Regions from separate parts of the Homo sapiens genome. Here region 1 is linked to region 2. The links are chromatin loops, found by intact Hi-C in ENCODE. Cell type or tissue: A673. All regions are shown on one strand. Each heading gives the region's core, and the rest is flanking DNA. Links, peaks and the distances in the headings are about the cores only.

The links. Peaks named below come from ENCODE experiments on the same cell type or tissue, not always from the same donor. Only the 100,000 strongest peaks of a DNase experiment are listed, where the experiment ranks them.
Region 1: a loop joins it to region 2, with 3 times the contacts of the local background. A loop is called at or near these places in 5 of 110 quality-filtered maps.

Annotation. Positions count from the first base shown.
Region 1 is chr2:187,836,796-187,847,256 of GRCh38, forward strand. No RefSeq gene overlaps it. Among named protein-coding and RNA genes, the nearest start is that of TFPI, 290 kb to the left of the region's middle. In A673, for the core only: CTCF peaks have their summits at 6,636 (motif pointing left) and 6,837; a DNase peak (open chromatin) is centred at 6,636.
Region 2 is chr2:186,857,568-186,868,028 of GRCh38, forward strand. No RefSeq gene overlaps it. Among named protein-coding and RNA genes, the nearest start is that of ZSWIM2, 14 kb to the left of the region's middle. In A673, for the core only: a CTCF peak has its summit at 5,467 (motif pointing right); a DNase peak (open chromatin) is centred at 5,474.

The sequences.
Region 1 (10,461 bases), core at 1,759-9,758, 980 kb after region 2:
TATTTAGGATTTTTCCTAACAGACTTGAGTCTTACACATATTCTTCAATATAAACTTAATTTAGGACCACAATCAACATGATTATTTGAAAAATTTGATGTTTTATATGCTAAAAATCTTAATTATAGTTATTGTTGGAAATATTTGTATTTTGGGGGAAAACTGTTAGAACATGCAACAATTATAAATTACTCAACTGACTTAAGAGACGAAGACAACTTTGTTTGTTTTTGTTGTTGTTGTTGTTTTTTGAGATGGAGTCTCACTCTGTTGCCAGGCTGGAATGCAGTGGCCCGATCTTGGCTCACTGTAATCTCCGCCTCCCGGGTTCAAGCGATTCTCCTGCCTCAGCCTCCCAAGTAGCTGAGACTACAGGCACACGCCATCACACCCAGCTAATTTTTGTATTTTAGTAGAGATGGGGTTTCACCACGTTGGCCGGGATGGTCTTGGTCTCCTGACCTCGTGATCCACCCGCCTCGGCCTCCCAAAGTGCTGGGATTACAGGCATCAGCCACCGTGCCCGGCCAACAACATTTTAAGAAGACTTCCAGTTTACAGAGAAAATAACAACAATGTATTTTAGCAGGGGATGTTTTAAAAAGTAAACTAGTATCACCTGTGTTATAGGTATAAGGTATATAGGTATCCCCATTACTCTGCTTTTTCTTTTAAATGATATAATATTCTGTATCTCTGGGATGGTGGAAGGTTGATTTGCAAAAAAGGAGGAGTAGATATGCACATTATTTTCTTGTTTAAATTCATTAATTATGAGTAAGTTGTATTTTATGTTGTCATATATTTTTAATATTTTATTTTTAAATAAAGGATTCAGAGTCAAATAGTTAAATATTTTAGCTAATTATGAAGATAGAGTTTTCTAAGAATGTAAAGCGACAAGGTAGACATGATTTTATAACGTAACCAAGAGAATTTTAATATATAAGCTTCATATTTAAGTCCTTGTAATAAATTTATATTTATAATGCAAATACATTATAAATATTTCTGATACATTTATATAATGAATTTAAATTTAATTATGGAATTAGATTTTAAAGAATATTATAACCTTAGATCTTCAAACTAGTGAGCATACCCCTGATGGTAAAAGGACATGAATAAATTAAAGAGAATACATTTTAAGATACTCAATTCGAAGATAGTCAATTGCTTTATATACTATGTTTCTTCCAAAAAATAATCTGCAGGAATAATTTTAAAAATAAATTAGTATAACTCTATATTGATATGAAAAATGGAAATATTATTTCAAAGAAGAATGCAAACAAAGTAACATGTTTATTCAGGAGGAGCTTTTTTTTTTACATATTTTATGTAGATGTTGGTGAATGTCAAGTCACAGTTATAAGTAGACATATATAGCTATAACAATGATTAAATTTATATGTAAGTTATGCTTTGTGGGTATAGATTTTAAGTATCTTATATAATGTATATTTATGTAAACTCTAATATGTAACTTCCTATTATACTGCATATGTATACATATATAAAATAATTGGATTCACTTAAATATACTATAAAGTATTTATTTAAAATTTGTAGTGATGCAGGGAGCTGAGATTGCACCACTGCACTCTAGCCTGGGTGACAGAGCAAGACTCCATCTCAAAAAAATAAAAAATAAAAAATAAAAAATAAATAAAATAAAATTTGTAGTGATAAAATATAGACATCTTCCTACAAGTATTTGAGTTAAAAATAAATTATTTTAAGTGTTACAAGAGTTAAAAAGTTCAAGAATAATACAAAGAGAATTTGTACTTATACATTTAAAAATGTGTCAAGGCAAATACAGACACTCTTCCTGATATCTTATCTAGCTACCTTTCTAGTATCTCCTTTATCTGCAGTACTACATTACTACATTACTACTATATCTACATTATCTACTATAGCTTATCTAGTCCCCCCAAAGGTATCAAATTTTTAGCACCTAAAGGCCAATCCTTGGTAATAAAGAGAGAGAATGTGCATATATAGATGTGTGTACGTATCTACCTATCTACATAGAGAGAGAAAGAGTGTGTGTGTGTAAATAGAGCCAGTAAGAAATATGCAAATAGTCATTTTAGTCTGTATTTCAGTAAGTATCTAAATATAGGAAAGTCATTCTGTGCTTGTAATTGATGTATTTACATAATAGGTGTAGCCAACACTGTCAAATCTGTTGATTTTTACCACTTCTTTATGCCACTTCTGCTGCTGTGTGGCCCTTTTGCCTCCTATGGCCATGTCAGCATCTTGATTCTTTTTTCTGAAGACTAGCCACAAGCTACTGGAGCTGTTTTGCCCTCAAAGGGAAGAGAGAGTGGCTGTGGCTGGGAGTTTTATGTTCAATCCACCTCATCCAACTTGGAAAGTCAGCTTCTTCCTTCAAATAAGGGTAAGTCTGAGAACTAATTTACACTCCTAAACTCCCCTGCAGAATCAGATCAGATTGGAGCCACCCTCCCTGAAATTTTATCTGAAATTGAAGTCTTTCTTGGTTTCTTCTTCTCCCCCTTCCTCTTCCTACCCGCTTTTACCAAAAGCCCTTGGGAATAAATTTTTAAACTATGTATTTATTTATTGACAAACAAATATTGTATATCTTTATGGGAAAAATTTTTAAATAAATCAGTTCCCCATAAAGCCACTCCTTAGTGGCTGCTTACAGGGGAACTCAGTTTAAGACCATGGTCTCATGGAATAATTACAACATAGTTCCCTAACTTGCCATCATTAGGGAGGCTTTAAAAGTGTTACAGACACAGAATCCTACATATTTCTTGATAAAAGGGGTCAGATATAAGCAGGAACAGTACCACGACTATGTTAGTGAAGCACATAACTCAGGACAAAGATTAAAGGTCACTAAAAACTGAATAATTAACATGAATAATACTTTAATGTAACATTTAAAAATCAAAATTAATTATAAATATAGCATGATTAAGATTAATTCTAGGAATGCAAGGCTGATTTTACCATTCAAAAATTCATCAACATAATCTGTCATATTAACAAAATAAAGTGAACTTCATTGGAAATTCTTTGGCCAGATTCTAACTTACTAAAATTGAAACAATCAAAGATCTGAAATGACTGAGAAAAACTCTGAACTCTATGATGTAAGCAACATCTACATTTTAATTAAAGACAAGATCAATATTACTGATTTTCTTTTGTCTCAGATTCCAATATGGTTTCATAGCTTTTGTGCTTTGACTTCCAAAAAAAAAATAAATAAATAAAATAAAGAAGATCAAAGGAAACCAAACCAAAGCAGCAGAAGAAAATAAGTAATACCAATAACAGCAAAAATCAATGAAAACAGAAAAACAATAGAAAAAATAAGTGAAATAAAATGCTGGTTATTTGAAAACAATAGCATTCTAGCAAGACAGACAAAGAAGTAAGAGAATGACACCCATTGCCAATATCTAGATGAAAAGAGAGATTACTACTACAGACCCCATAGATATTAAAAGGATAGTAAGGGAATTACTATGAATACAAATGAATTTGACAGCTTGAGACGTGAATCAATTCCTCAAAAAATGCAGACTCCCAAAACTCACTCAAAATGAAACAGTTAGAATAGCCTAGTAACTATTAAAATTATTGATATAGTAATTGAAAAGTTTATCCAATAGAGAAAATTTCAAGTCCAGATGATTTCACTGGACAAATCTACCCAACATTTAAAGAATTAACCACAGTTTTATACAGTCTTTTTACGGAGTTTCACTCTTGTTGCCCAGGTGCAATCTCGGCTCACCGCAACCTCTGCCTCCTGGGTTCAAGAGATTCTCCTGCCTCAGCCTCCCGAGTAGCTAGGATTACAGGTATGTGACACCACGCCCAGCTAATTTTGTATTTGTAATAGAGACGGGGTTTCTCCATGTTGGTCAGGCTGGTCTCGAACTCCTGACCTCAGGTGATCCGCCTTCCTCAGTGTCCCAAAGTGCTGGGATTATAGGCGTGAGCCACCGCAGCTGGCCTACACAGTCTTTTTCAAAAAACAGAGAAGGTAGCAAAACTCCCAATTTATTATACAAGGCTAGCATTACCCAATACCAACACCAAAGGCAGCATACAGACACATGCTCATGTGTACACACACACACACACACACACACAGAAGAAAGTAAAATAAAAAAGAGCCCAGGATTTCTCTTGAAAATATAAATAAAATAAAAATCCTAAACAAAATACTGCAATTCAAATCCAGTATAAATATAGCATGATTGAGTAAGATTAATTCTAGGAATGCAAGGCTGATTTTACCATTCAAAAATTCATCAACATAATCTGTCCTATTAACAAAATAAAGCAAACTTTGTTGGAAGTTCCTTGGCCAGATAAACTATTCTAACTTATTAAAATTGAAACAAAGATCTGAAATGATTGAGAAAATAATTAATTTGATTTATAGACTGGACAGATTTGGCAATCGTAATCTTTATGCTTTTGTTAACAGCTCAAGCAAGTGTGGGAAAAAGGGGACATAATTTTAATGTACTCACTGAGCACAGCAGAAAACATATTAAAAAGCTTATTTTGTCCTTTTTCTTAATCCACCGCTTGTACATTGTATGGAAGAATTAGAGTATTATGCATAATTTAGATACACTTGTCTGCAGAATTATGGTAGATTTTTACCTGGAATACATTTGCATAATAACAAAATAGATCAATAGTTTTAGCTAATTAATGAATAAATATTAAAATCTATTCTGCATTTCACAAGAAATGCTTACATTGACAACTATAATAATGTTTTGGCTGACTTTAACATGGTCTAGTGAATCCTAGCAAAATATCTTCCCAACTCTAAATAGAAAGCACATTCCATACGTGTATGTTAGATATATAATTGTATGTAGAAATGTGGATTTTTTTACATTTAGGATATTAATCAGTATTATAAACATTATTTGTAAATGTAATTATTCTAAATTATCCTTATCATTAATTAATAAGCACTTCAAAATATTTCTAAGATATTTAGTAATTTTTCCTTGTGTGATAAACTTCCTTTAGAGAAATATAGCTATAAGAGGAAACAAAATGTGAGCAACAAAGACATTAAAACATGAAAGTTTCCATATAAGAAACTTAAATAATTGAACAAGCAAAAAACAAATAGCCCCATTGAAAAATGGGCAAAAGACATGAACTAACACTTCTCAAAAGAAGACAGAGAAGCAGCCATAGAAAAAAATGCTCCATATCACTAATCATCAGAGAAATGAAATCAAAATTCCAGTGAGATATCATTTCACATGAGTCAGAATGCCAATTATTAAAAAATCTAAAAGCAACAGAGGCTGGTGAGTCTGTGGCAAAAGGGGAATGCTTATACACTGTTGATAGGAGTGTAAATTAGTTCGGCCACTGTGGAAAGCAGTTTGGAGATTTCTCAAAGAACTTAGAAATATCACTTGACCCAGCAATCCCATTACTGGATATACATCCAAAAGAAAATAAATTGTTCTACCAAAAAGATACATGCACTTACATATTCGTTGCAGCACTATTCACAATAGCAAAGACAGAATCAGCCTAGGTGCCCATCAACAGTGGATTGGATAAAGGAAGTGTGGTTCATATACATCATGGAATTCTATGCAGCCATAAAAAAGAATGATATCATGTCCTATACAACATGGAATACTATGCAGCCATAAAAAATGAAATCATGTCCTTTGCAGAAACATGGATGCAGCTGGAGGCCATTATTCTAAGTGAATTAACACAAGAACAGAAGACCAAATCCCGCATGTTCTCACTTATAAGTGGGAGTTAAATGAACGGTACTCGTGGACATGAAGATGTCAACAATAGACACTGGGGACTACTACTAATGAGCTCCATGTGAGACAGGAAAAGGTAGAGGCATGTTATCAGTCACACAACATTTCAAGGACACATTGGACAGGAGTTTGAATGGCCTGAATAACTGACGTACAGTGTGCAAAGGGAAGCCAGGAGGAATTCTGAAAGCAAAGCTTAAAGACACATATGTTTATAAGTGGTTTAGTTGTTGATTTACATGAAGGCAAATGTAGACATTTAGTACTGCCATCTAGAATCTCTTCAATTTTATTTTATAAGTTCGTGAAGAATGAGAGCATGATGAGAACTGATAGAAAAAGTCATGCCTTGGTCCATGATTTTGTATCAATCAAGGCAAGATAGGAGAAAAGCCTTCTGAGTCTTATGATTCGTTTATATCCAAATGGCTTTGTATGCTGGTTTAATATAAGTGAAGGTGAATTGGAGCAAAAAAGAAAAAATATATATCAATATGCGAAGTGTCTCAGGAAGTCCATGTGGAGGATTGAGCCACAAGAAAGTTGTCATGGAGTCTGGAATGGAGGGGAATTTAATTTTCCATCAGGCACCCAGAGAGGGAAATGAACGTGAATTACTGTAAGATTAGACGGTCCCTGATCTGAAGGAATTCATGTACTTCTAAGTGGGCAACTTTTACTAAGAATTTTTTTCTAAGCTGACAAGAAACACGGTAAAATTCAGGTTCTCATTTTTAAAAAACTGGCTTATGCAGACATTCTGGAGAAAGCTAGCGTTATCTTCTTACACAAGGGATGTGCTGCCCCCTTCTGGATAAAGGAAAAGGTAAATTCCACTGAGAAATTTACATTCCTCCACTTCAGATACACATAAGAATGAAAAGCGCCCTCATCTTATTCAGTATTATAAATATGTATGTGTGTACACATAGACCCATATATATTCACTATATATGTAATATTTTATATTGGGAGTATTAAGTGATCAAAACCAAGTAGTGATCAAGTTAAAAGACTAGAACACACGAATGGACTGCTAACTGGCCCTTAGAGTATAGGCTCTATGCTGTATCCCAGCACCTAGAACAGTGTCTGCAGTATAGTAGACTCAAATCACATCTCTAAGAACCCACATCCCATTTTAGAATTCTTTAGTGGCTTCACTTTATGGTTGAGCTGAGCTCCAATTCTTTGGCATGGCATTAAAATTTTTCAAAATCAGATCCTAACCTGTTTTTTAAGCCATAAGGTCTGGTCATTTACATCATCCAGGCTTTACTTTCGTCTACCTGCAAATATTGTTTCAACCACATGTTTTCTGCCCTACATCTTTTCACAAATTGTTCTAATTTCTTAGAATGCCTTTTATCTCTCCCCTCTGTATCACCACTGGTGAAAATCCTTACCATTTAAAAAAAATAAAAATGAATTGCTAATTTATCTGTGAAGTCTTTACCAGTATTTCTTATCAAGATGCTTTCTTTTTCTGTTCCTTCACACTATTTTGATTTTCTTTACATTGTAACAGTTTACATTATCTGCCCCACAGTTTCTTCTTGTTCATCTTTGACAGACATCACTTTTTATTCATCGTTGTATCTACATTCCTTACCAAATGCCTAACATACAATGTAGTCATCCAACTGAATAAATGCTGAGTACATTGATGTGCAAAATCATAATAATATTTTACATTCAAAATGAGTTAGCTGAGTTGAAATTTTTTTAGCAACACAGATGGATTACAGTCAGGTTGAATAAGGTTTATAACACCATGAGAAGAATTAACCATTTTCACTAACTACAATCCAGACTGCTAATGACAGTCATTAATCATAAACCATTCTATAAGAATATTAAATTCTGAAGCATATCACCATGTTCTCTTATATGGGTGTGTGGTGCACTGAATAATGGCTCCAAAATAGCCACACCTTAGTCTTCAGAACCTGTGAATATGCTGCTTTACATACTAAAAAAAAGATTTTGAAGATGTGATTAAATTAAGAATTTTGACCTTGTGGGGTTATCCTGGATTATCCAGGTCCAATGTAACCACGAGGGTTCTTATATAAGGGAGGCAAGAGGAGCATAGTAGAAAAAGAAGATGTCCTTATGGAAGCAGAGGTTGGGGTGATGCACATTGAAGATGGAGGAAGGGACCATGATGCAAGGAATACAGACAGCTTCTGAAAGCTGGAAAACACAAGGAAACTATTTCTCTCTTGGAGCCTTGGGAAGTAATGCAGCTCTGTGTAATGCTTGAATTTAGCTACATAAAACTCATCTCAGACGTCTGAACTCCACAACTGCAAGATAATAAATATTTGTTGTTTTAAGGCATAAAGTTTGTTGTAGTATAGGAGAGTTGAAATTGGAAACTAATATTCCTCCAGTATTATGAGAATAGCTCTTTTACATATATGAAGCCTTTGAATATAACTAAAGTTGGATAAACATATAAATTGTGACACATGTCTTGAGTTTTTCAGACAGACTGTTACTATAGAGTTATTACATGAATGTCACATCATTTAAAAATAATTGTAATTGAAATACAGTACTTAGCCTCTGGAGTCAGGATGCTGACTTTTCAAAATAGGTTTGTAGAACTCTGATGTTTTGTCTCTATATCTATCCATGGCAAATAACTGGTCCTCATGTATTTTATTCATTGTTATGGCCAAAGAGGCCTAGATATTTGCCTACAAATGAAAAATAAATGCATAAAAGTGTAGCCATTAACTGGGCTTAAATTGTTTATTAATGCATTTGCAATCAGATTACAATTTATTCTACATATCATAGACATCAACTGGTCAGTTGGAATAAACAACTAGAGTTGTATAAAGAAATGACTCAGTGGTGTTTTTGAAAAGCTTACAGGTTTATGAGTTTATAGCGTATATGTTAATGGACCACTTTTATAGCTATTTTTATATTTTTGCTACTTATACTTCAGTTTATTTGTGTTGTGTGTGTGTGATATTTCACGTAGTGTCAGAAATTTGTAAATAAATTTTTTTCTCAATATATACCTTAACACTTTAATGTATTCCATGCTTTTATTGTTGTGGGGTAGAACAATAATTTTTTGTTTTAAGCTTATATACTTGAAGATATTTTACTTATTTCTTACTTTAGTAAGCAAAATATCTTCATGCGTATAAGTTGAGTCATGCAAAAATGGCATCATATGTACACACTTTTGCTTTAAAAAATTGGGGGGATTCTATTTTAGAAATGTAACCTGGAACACTAAGTCACATGTAATATGCCATTAAAAATAGTCTACATAATTAATATTTTAATTTAATAAATGTCTTTCATTCAAGCCAGATGTGAAGAATGAATCATGGCTAGCTATTGTCAGGGCACATTTCCAATAAAGCAGGCTACCATATTCTTTCTTCAAAGAAGTTGAGACTTTCTTGGGGAGGAGTGAGGACTGCTTTTCAGAAAATATATATATATATATATTTTTTTTTTTTTTTGAGACAGCGTCTTGTGCTGTTGCCCAGGCTAGAGTGCAGTGGTGTGATCACAGCTCACTGTAAACTCAAACTCCTGGGCTCAAGGGATCCTCTCACCTCAACCTCCCAAGTAGCTAGAACTACAGGCACATGCTACTCTGCTCAGCTGATATTTTTTAATTTTTGTGGAGATGGTGTCTCACACATTGGCCAAGTTGGTCTCCTACTCTTATGCTCAAGAAGTCCTCTTGCCTCAGTCTCCCAAAGTGCTGGGATTATGGGCGTGAGTCACCAAACTAGGCAAAGGAAATCTTAAAACAGAAATGAAGAAAGGAAACCCAACAGATAATATGGCTGTACCCTGCCTTAGAGGATTTGAGAATGACAGCACAGAGGATGGAAACTTTATATTAAGTAACTGTCAATTCTGCCTTGTGAAAGCACTTAATTTCTCAGAAATAAATTTAATCACTTGTTATACTTGCCACTTCCAGAATCATACCTTTTTGTATCTAGATTTTCAAATATGATTTGCTATCATTTCAACTTACCTACTCAAAAATACTCACAAGAAATGTTTCTTTCACTAGACTGAAACTTCCAGACAATATACCTCACCAACTTCCTAATCAAGAGATCCATCTTGTAATTATTTCTCTTCCTTTCCATGTTATGTTCCATTATTTCTATTTTTCATTTCATTTGTTTGCTTCTCTCTCTCATTACTCGTCTGTAAAAACCAAACTCTGCGTATGTGTTTACATCACCTTCACTGTTTCTGCACACAGGTAAGCATTAAGAAAATCAGGCAGACTGGCATTTTTGTGAAATTATAATCCCCAATCTCAGTGATATCCTTCAATTCTGTTGTCTTTCTTGCACATGCCATTTGGAAAATTAAAGTAATCAGGTGGGAAATCCTTCAACTTCTCATGGCTATTTCCAAAAATAAACCTCTGTCTTTACCCACCTACTCCTTTTTTCTTCCTGTCTCCATGGAGAAGGTATGCTTCCTCTTCCTAGATGCAAATGCTTCTACATATACTTGCAATTCATTCGTCTCATGTTTGAGGGTTTGGTCCTTTACAATTACAATGATCTCCCCTCTATTTTGTACTATCAATTCCTCTTTATCTAGTTCATCATTCAAAAAAAAATCC
Region 2 (10,461 bases), core at 704-8,703:
TCATGGCATTCTGAATGCCAATATTCAGGATTACTGTGGAAGGTTTTCTTGCCCAGATGGGAAAGTGTCCTAAATATCCTATCTAAAAGACATTTCAGCTTTAAGAGTCTATGATTATTTTGTTTTAAGTTATATGACAAAGCTTTAAATGTTGTTTTGTTGTTTTAAAGCTTAAGCTAGTTGCCTCTCATTGTTTACTTCCCATAGAAACTGTGTCTAATTTGAAATTTATACACGTTTCAGTAGTATTCATGAATCTTTTCTATAATATAAAAATGCAATATTATCTTAGTTACCATACTAAAAGAAAATCAATGTGAACGCATTTTGAGAGTTTTCTAAACATATACACAACTTTCAAAATTCAATGTGTAAATGTTAAGTATCTTATTCATTGGAGGATCTTTCTTGTGGAACTCTTGGGCCTTAATGTCACCAGTGTAAATATTTGATGTTAGGGTCTATGTAAATAAAAAACAAATTAATATTCAATAAAATTGTGTATTTTTGTCTTAATTGTTTAATCATTATCTTGGAAAATACATCCAGTCTATTTCTTCTCTTTACCATCCAGATGGTGATTTTTCTGATATTATATTGGCATTATTCTCAACTGCAAAGCTGATCTATAATTAAAATATATTATTGAGTATTGCCTTTGTAACAAATGACAACACCTGCAATTCTCAGAGAAGAGCCAAAAGAATATGATTATAAATAGAAAAATATGACATTCCTTAAGCAAAAGGAATGGAAGTGTGTGTGTGTGTGTGAGTGTATGTGTGTGTGTGTGTGTTTGTGTTCAGAGTCAGCAAGAATACATCGTACTTTGACACGGGAGAAATATTTTTTTTTTGAAAAACTAATTTCAACTTCTAATTTAGATGTCGGTGGTACATATGCAGGTTTATTATATGGGTATATTGCATGACACTAAGGTTTGGAGTAGAAATAATTCTGTCACCCAGGCAGAGAGCGTAGTACTTAATAGGTAGGTTTTCAGTCCTCCCCACTTACTCTGTCTCCTCCCTCCAGTATTCTCCAGTTTCGATTGTTCTCATCTTTAAATATCTATAAGTGGCCAATGTTTAGCTTCCACTAATAAGTGAGAATATGTGGTGTTTGGTTTTCTGTTCCTGTGCTCATTTGCTTAGGGTGATGGCCTCCAGGTGCATCCATGTTGCTGCAAAGGATATAATTTGATTCTTTTTCATGTCTGCATGGTATTCCACTGTGTATATATACTACATTTTCTTTGTCCAATCCACCATTGATGGGCACCTAGGTTGATTCCATGTATTTCCTATTGTGAATAGTGCTGCAATGCACATATAAGTGTGTGTGTCTTTTTTGTAGAATAATTTATTTTTCTTTGCATATATACCCTGTAATGGGATTGCTGGGTCAAATGGTAGTTTTGTTTTTAGTTCTCTGAGAAGTCTCCCTGGGAGAAATCTTAAAGTGACATGATGCCTCAGAGCAAATATCCATGTGAATATTATCCCATCTTTTGATTTCCAAAAATTATTTCCTGAGCTCCACTGATGTGGTTCTACATTGGTCTGTGCAATGTTGGCATAAGTAAGACAAAGAAAAAAAAGAGGGCTCTACTGAACACCTATGCTTATCTCTCGGTAACTCGCTCCTTCTCGAATCTCTGGTACATAGGAGGTAGCATGCATCATTTTACCTCTATTTACAGGTACTTGGACCAAGAGTGGACACTATATTTAATGAGAGTTCACAGACTAGTCTGACTTCAGTGGCCTGGCTCACAAAGATGGTCTAGGCTTCCTTTGTTAGAAACGGAGTTAAGATTTGAGGAGAAGGGTTGTTTTCTTTTCTGGCAGGGGGTGTTGTCATGGGGGTATAGTAATAAGCAGATTTATGAAGTGCTGCATGGTCACACTAATGACAAAGCACTAAAGTAAAGCTTTTTGGACTCCTGCTGCCAAAGTCACCAGAGCTACCATGAATATATGACGCTCTCTAGTCCTAACCTCACTGAAGTTTATTTCTATTGTAGTCCCTCCTTCCAGATTATTGTGTGATTTCTTAGTTATTTACTACTATAAACCTGCTTGTTTGAACTAGTTCAAGTGAGTCTCTGTTTTTTTGTGACCAAATGAGTAACAAAAATGATTCTCTGCATTAATTTAATGGTTGTAGAGATGTAAAAGAAAGAATGGGTTTAAGGTGTAGAATCAAAATACCTTAGAAATCCAAAAGACATGGATGATAGGGAGAAGGAAGAGTCAGAGATGAGTCCCAAACCCTTGCCAATAGGTAACACAGAAGACAGAACAGGGATTGAAAGAAACATATTGAAGTCCAGGTTAGACATGTTAAGACTGTGGTGCCTGTGATTTTTTGTTATTGTTGTTTTTTGGTTTTTTTTTTTTGAGACAGGGTCTTGCTCTGTCACCAGGCTGGAGTGCAGTGGCATGATCTCGGCTCACTGCAACCTCCATCTCCCAGGTTCAAGTGATTCACCTGCCTCAGCTTCCCGCATAGCTGGGACTACAGGCGCACACCACCACGATCAGCTAATATTTTTTGTATTTTAGTAGAGACAGGGCTTCACCATGTTGGCCAGGATGGTCTCAATCTCCTGACCTCGTGATCAGTCCTCCTTGGCCTCCCAAAGTGCTGGGATTACAGGCATGAGCTACTGTGCTAGGCCAACTGTGAGATTTTTAATGGAGATGCATATTAAAAAGTTGGATATGTAAGTGTGGACTCACTTTCATGTGCTACTCTTTTTTTTTTTTTTCCAGGAAAGAAGGCTTAGTTGATATAAAAATCTTACATTCAATTATTTATGATTAAGGATTTTGACAATTGAAGGTTTAACTGGTAAATTGACATAGACTGCATCAAACTAATATAACATCATGCTATTAATGAGGTTTCATTCCTTTAAAATAACCTCGTTTTGGAGGCACAAATTTTGAAGAATTAGTCATGAATTTATGATGTCTCCAAGGTAATTTAGGTGTGGAAGTGCACAGCTAGACTCTCTAAATATCATCTTTGGTTCTATTGCATTGGAACACTTATAAACCAATATCTTTAGTGTATTTTGGCTTTCCTCTCAGTGACCCAAGTGGCAAAAAGATCTATTAGCTAAATAAGCACACAAGGTTGCTTCTTGGTAAATTAAACATATGAATCTAAATAATGTATTTTCCAAAACCCCACTGAAGCTATAGTAAAGGAATATTATGAAAGACATGAACCCACAAGTCAAAAGGAATCAGAGTGGAGACAACAGCAACATAATTTTGGAAAATGAAATGATGGATAAGTGGTAGGCATTATAGCAAACTTATGAAAACTCTATACTAAACTTGTGTTGCAAAAGGTAAGAACCAGTTCAATTTACTTTGAAGAATTTTAAAAGAGCCAAGGATTTATGTGATTAGCTACCTTTGGCAGTTGGAGGGTCCAGTGGGATGTATTTTATAAAAAGGAAAACTAATTGAAAGCTGCTTAGGAAGGAGTTACATTCCTGGTTCTCCTTTCTCAGTCTGAAAATTTAGGTAATTGCCTCCATCCAAGTAAATCAGCAGAGATTTGTTCTCTGGAGGAGGTCAAACAAAAGGGCATTGAGGGATACCAAGCATAATTAGTGATATCTTACCAAAAAAGTGGTATTAAGTTAACATGCATACTGGAGGCTGAATCCCACCCCCTCCTTACTCTACCCTATAACTAGATTACTGGTTATCAGAAATTTGCCTTCCAAGAAGAAAATAGTAAGAGTCTTCTCTAGAGAATCTGATGAAAATGTAAATATTAATTAGAGGGGCTCCCTGATGGCATGGTCCAGCCAGATTACCTGCAGTGATGTTTACAGTCAGAAAGCCCCTCCTGCCCACTCAGTGTTTCAAACTGGGGTTTTTCATCACCGACTCTAAAATATGAGCTGACAATCAAGGCTTATAAATCTAAGGGTGACCTTTAACATAAAAGATGCAGATCAAATAGCTAAAAGTAAAAAACTATGAGGTCGAAACGGAGATTCTGCAGAGAGAAAATCATAAAAATTTGCATAATATTTTTAGAGAGATGTCTATAGAAACAAAGGAACAGAATGCTATAATAAAGACATATTAAGATAATAAAAATGAGATTTTAGTAATTTAAATTATTACAAAGAAAAGATAATTGTAAGAGCTGAGAAAGTTCCCTCCCAAATAATCAAACAATAACAAAAAAAGACAACAAAAACTAATTCACCATCACCATCACCGTCAACAACAAAAAACAGAATAAGAATTCAAGTGAGGAAATATTGGAAGAGAGCACAACAGTTTCACTACCCAATTAACAGAAATTCCGGAAAGAGACCAGATAAAAGAAATGGGAAGAAAATTTCAAAAATAATTTTACAACATTTCCTGGAACTGATTCGAGGGCTCCTCAAGTATAACACATTTGCTGAGTACGGATGTATAGGTTGGGCATGGAACCACTCCAAGGAAGCACTGTGTATGCATAAGCGAAGTCATGCAGTTCACACCTACAGGTGGTGGCTCTGCGTCCTACCAAGACCGATGGACATGAAATTTCATAATTCTGGGGAATGACAGAAGATCCTACACTCTGTGGGGGGTGTGTGTGTGTGTGTGTGTGTGTGTGTGTGTGTGTGTATGAGAGAGAGAGAGAGAAAGGAAGATAGGGAGAGAGGGAGAGAATGAGAGAGATGAAAGAAGTGGGAGGGAGAGAGAGAGGAGGGAAGGAGAGGGAGGGAGAGAGGAAGGAAAGGGGAGAAAGAGAGAGAAACTAAAGGATCTAGAATCAGAATTGATTTTTACTTCTCATCAACAGCAGTGAAACCATGAGACAAAGAGTAATGCCTTCAAAATTCTAAGGAAAAGTAATTTCTAACTTAGAGTTCTATACCTAGCCAAGTACTATACTTACAACCTAGGTGACAAAATTATCTGTATACCAAACCCTTATGACATGCAGTTTACCTATATAACAAACATGTATATGTACCCTTGAAACTGAAAAAAAGCAAAAGCATAATAAAACAAATCTTACATGTTTGAAAATGTTTCTTATCTGCATAATGGTAAGTTTGGGGAAGGGGAAATGGGATGTAGAGAAGAGAGGACCATTTTTGTCTCAACAAACACTGATTATTTTAGCTACATTTAAAAAACCAAATTTGATTAAAACAAAAATGAAGAAAAAGCTACTGATTACTTTTAAAAACCAAATTTTTATGGAATTTGGTGAGGTATTATTTGAAAACCAACAGCATCTGCTTTCAATCATTTCAAGCAATTTTTCACTAAATTGGCACCAAGGCCATCTTGCCTTTTGGCATGTTTATGATATGTATATCATGTGAGTCTGTGTGTATGTGTGTATTATTTATTCTACAGCTTAAGGGTGAAAAGCTTAAAAATGGATTTCTTGGAAGCATTGGGATCCTATTTTTATTCCACTAGGTGTCAGCATAGTACCGTGAACCTGAATGCTATTGGGTTAGCAATCATTAAATCATTGCTTGTTCATAAACATGTTTTTATTTATCTTTCCAAAAATGATGATGTGAAATTTAGATTTAATAATGTAATCATCTTCTGCATTGTAATCATTATTCTCTACTCAAATGTTCCTTTTCCCCCTACCTATTCAGATTAGTATGAGCTGCTTAAATTAGTTAACCTTTGGTGCTAATATACATCAGGGAATAGAAAAAGAAAACAACTACTGACAGAAATGACAGCAATGAATGTGTTTCCTGCATCTGAACTTTGGATTTTCAGTCAGTGTTTTTTTTTTTTTTTAGTAGGTTAAGAGAGACATTTGGCTGACTGGGAAGATCAAAAGTATAACATTTCCACCATCTGTTATCTAGTTTATAAATATGCTTTAAAGGATATGAGCAATAATTGACTAGTTTAGTGCCATGGCAACTGATAAGTGTTCTTGTTAAGAGGACGTGTTGGGTAATTATTGTTAGATATTTTTAACTTATTTATTCCCCCTCTGACTAATCACTGTAGCATCATTGGCTTTGGCTTTGTATTGACTTGACCTTGACTCATCTCAACATCAGCCATACATATACCTATATGTGTATATGTGGATGTATATATATACACACACATATATAAACTCACATAGACACACATATAAATGTCAACAAATACAAGGAGCATGTCTATCTTTATTTTCTGTTTATTATAATTAGAAAAGTGGCTGAAACGTAATAGGTATGCGATAAATATTTGTTAGACGAATTATTTAAAGACAATTTGATAATATATATGTGTAAGAGATTTAATTATTAAGACTTGGTCACTTATGGATGCAGATAATTAGGAAATGAGAAAGTCCCTTGGGGTTTCTAATTTAGAAGTCTTGGTGGTGGCATTCATAACTACGTGGGACTCCAGGAAGAGTTGTAAGTTCAGCAGGATAGATAATGAGTTCAGATTCTGCCATTTTGAGGCAGTGGAGTGGACAGCAAACTGAAGCTGTCTGATAGGCATTGGCTATAAAGCTCATACATTTTGTAAAAATATTTGAGCGGGAGATACAGTAATTATCATGATGTAGAATGGGTCAGAGAGTAGATAAGTTTACCCAGGCAGGGTTTGTTCAATGAGGAGAGAAAAAGGCCAAGGGCAGAAACCTTGCAGAATAACATTTTAGGAATAGTGTACAATGAAAGGGAATCCTGAAAAAGAAGCTGGAAAGGAAAGAATAAAGTGTTAAGCATAAAAAGTAGTGAATTTTGGACGGGCGCAGTGACTCATACCTGTAATCCCAGCACTTTGGGAGGCTGAGGCAGGCAGATCATGAGGTCAAGAGATGGAGACCATCCTGGCCAACATGGTGAAACCCCGTCTCTACTAAAAATACAAAAATTAGCTGAGTGTGGTGGCACGTCCTGTAGTTCCAGCTACTTGGGAGGCTGAGGCAGGAGAATCACTGGAACCCAGGATGCGGAGGTTACAGTGAGCCGAGCCGAGATCACACCACTGCACTCCAGCCTGGTGACACAGCGAGACTCCGTCTCAAAAACAAAAAACAAAAAACAAGAAACAAAACCCAAACAACAACAACAAAGTAGTGAATTTCAAGAGAAATAGAATGGTCACCAGGGTCAAATGCTGCAAAGTAGTCCAGCCATATAAGCAATAAAAGGCACATATTTATGAATTAGGAAATTGTTGGTGACTCTGCTATGGAGTTATGAGAAGAGATTACCATTTACAGTATGACTGAGGATGACATAGGACATGAAAGAGTAATATAGTGAATACGGACTGTAGACTCTACTTCGATGGAATATGACTATTCAAAGAAAGGGAATAAAGAACTTGGCAGCTCAAGGTTTGCTAACGCCAGCTGCCCCAAGGTTGAGATTTTATGGAATAGTTAATCAGCAGTCTTCAAACTGAGATATGTACAGTTCTTGAGGTCCATGAAGACTTTACCAAGTACATAGGGTTGAAATAATTTAGAGATTAATGTCTATATCCTCCATTCCACATACACTCTTTGCTAATATTAATTGGCCTTAGAGCTTTAGTTAAAATATCATACTTGTTTTCTTTTCCTACTTTCCTTTTGCAACTACACTTCTCTTGCTTTATCAAACAAAATCACATATTATCTAATCTGATGTTGATCATCCCAGGGTATAAAATCATGGAGACATCAAACAAAAGAAAAATTTGTATTGATGATGAGAAAGTGAATTTCCTCAATGATTCAGAAACAAAATTTTTTGAACGTCAGGGAGTTTCTAATTTTTTGCTTTCAAAACAATTGAAGGAACTGATAAATCATTAAAATATAATTTTTGATAATACATCCCTATGTGACTTTTGGCATATAACATGAAAGGATTTCAATAGTGGATTTATGTTGCTAATACCAAAACATCCATTTCCACCTGTCCTATCCCACATTATTACAAAAAATTTTTCTCATATTTATAAAAACAACCAAATTAGGAATTAAATGTATGCTGAACACTGTCCTTCATCATAAGTAATATTTAGTCATTGCACATAAACTAATTAGAAATGAAACAAAAAAAGAAAAATAATCTCACAGGGTACAAAGAAAAGTGGGAAAGAGAAGAGCATTGGTACTCACAACTGAAGGAGGATTGAGTAGAATGGGAATGAGAACATATGAGAGGTAAGGTCAGTAAGGGGCTTGAATTCTGTGCTGGGCTGGGTAGACAGGGACATAATGGAGTCAATGATTCTAGATTTGAGAGTTCTCAGTAGAGGTGGACTGAAGTGTCAGGTGATGTCCAACGAGGCCAACTATCTGTGACTCCAGTTTTCCCTCAGGATTCATGATTTTAGAAAGGCACTTAGGACAATGACTGTGATGGGATGAATCCTGAAGAGAACACTCTCATCAGATGGTGGGAGGAGATTCAATGTATCTGAGAACACTCATCTCTTGAGGAGTAAGAGCTTGACTGCTTTCTTCACTACAGTATTTTTAAAGCTTAGAACTCTGCCTGGCAGAGGGTGCTCAGATATTTTCTGTTAAATGAATTAGCAATGACTGGCAATAGCCAAGACTCCTGAGTCTTCACTTAGTGGAACTAGAGTGGCCTTTTAACAGAACCTATTTGCATTTACACATTATGTGTTCACGCTATATAGAGAAGGAAAAAAAACGCCAAAATACGTATTTATGTTCATATAATTCAGTTTGAAAGTTCTCTTTCAAATAAATCTCACATGTCTTTCATTAGCTAAAATAAGAGATAAAGTGTTACACATAATCCCCCAAAAGAACATAAGTCATAACTCAAGTTATAATATTAATTAAAATAAATTATATAAACTAGCATTAAATTATTTGCTATGACAATATACATAAAGAAAAAAAGTGGGTGACAGCAGACAAAAAAAGGCTAAAAGCATTACTTAAACTTGGCGTCATGAGGTGATGTTGTCAGAGACTTAGCTTTTAATAGGCCAGAATGATCATGTAAAATAAAACAAGCAACAATCTTAAACTGACATTCCGGGAACATGGGAATGATTTTGAAGTTAAAAACTGTTTTTAGAATAACAGTCCTAATGATATTTTCTGCCAATTAAAAAGGCTATAATTGACAGCTGTTTTAGTCAAGAATTGTTTAGTTGTAATGTATAGAAATCCTATTTTAATTAGTTTTAACCAAAAATGGGGATTTATTGGCCCCCAAAAACTGCACCCTGGAAGCCCAGGGTACACCTAGCTTTAGCATAGCTGGATGCAGGGGGTTAAATGATATCATTAAGACAATCCTCTTTCTTATTTTCTTGGTCTTGTTTTCTTTTGTGTTGCATTTATTTCTAGGTAGACTTTCCCTACTAAAAGAGCCTCAAGAGTCCAAGCTTGTATGGTACCTGAAGCTCTGCGGGAGAATATACATTTTCCTGATAGCTTTAACCAAAACAGCTGGAGGGCTTCTGTGGGCTTGGTGTGGGCCATATACCTAGCATGAAACATTTATGATGGTCGGTACAATGTAGTCCTCTGAGTGACCAGAGCTGGGCTCTTTGTGTCCCTGGGGAAAAGGTTGGTGTCTTCACCTGTTTGTGCTGCTAAAACAAAATACCACAGACTGGGTAACTGATAAACAATAGAAATTTGTTTCTCTTGTTTCTGGAAACCAGGAAGTCCAAGATCAAGGTTCCAGCAGGTTTGGTGTATGGTGAGGGCTGCCCTCTTGGCTTCCAAGGTGGTAGCTTGTTGCTCCATCCTTTAGAGTTGAGGAATGCTGTCCTCACATGGCAGAAGGGAGGGAAAGGCAAGAAAGTGATCCCTTTAACCTTAAACCTTAAACCTTTTTATATGGGTGCTAAGCTCATTCTTGAAGCCAGAGCCTTCATGACTTAATCACCTCCTAGAGGACACACCTCTTGATTCTGTTGCATTGGGGATTAAGTTTCAACATGAATTTTGGAGGGGACACCATCATTCAAACCATAGGAGCTGGTGATAGAGGCATCCCTATCTGAACCCTTGGATTAAAAATCCCACCCCCGCCCACCTCCCCCCAGATAGATTGTCTCTGTAGAAGAATTCCAAAGGAAGGTAAGCAGTTCAGGGAATGTAGGTGGCTCTTCTTCTTAAGGTCAATCGGGATTTGAAGTTCCTTCCATTTTGTTGTTTCTCTGTTCCTTAATGCTGAAGCTATCTCATTGGCACCAGCCCATAAGAAAGGGGAAGGAGGAAGTAGAGGAAAGATAAAGAGGAAGGTAACTTCCATTTAAGGAAACGATCTGGAAGTTGTTCACATTAGTTCTTTTTCATATCATATGACCATTCCTGATGGCAGAAGAGTCCAGGAAAAATAGAGTTCTGTTACTAAAAGAAGGAAGGTCAGGATGTATAATAGGACAAGTAGTTGTCTCTGTACCATTTACTTCTTTTTACTTTCAGATATACAAACATTTAAAGATTAAATTT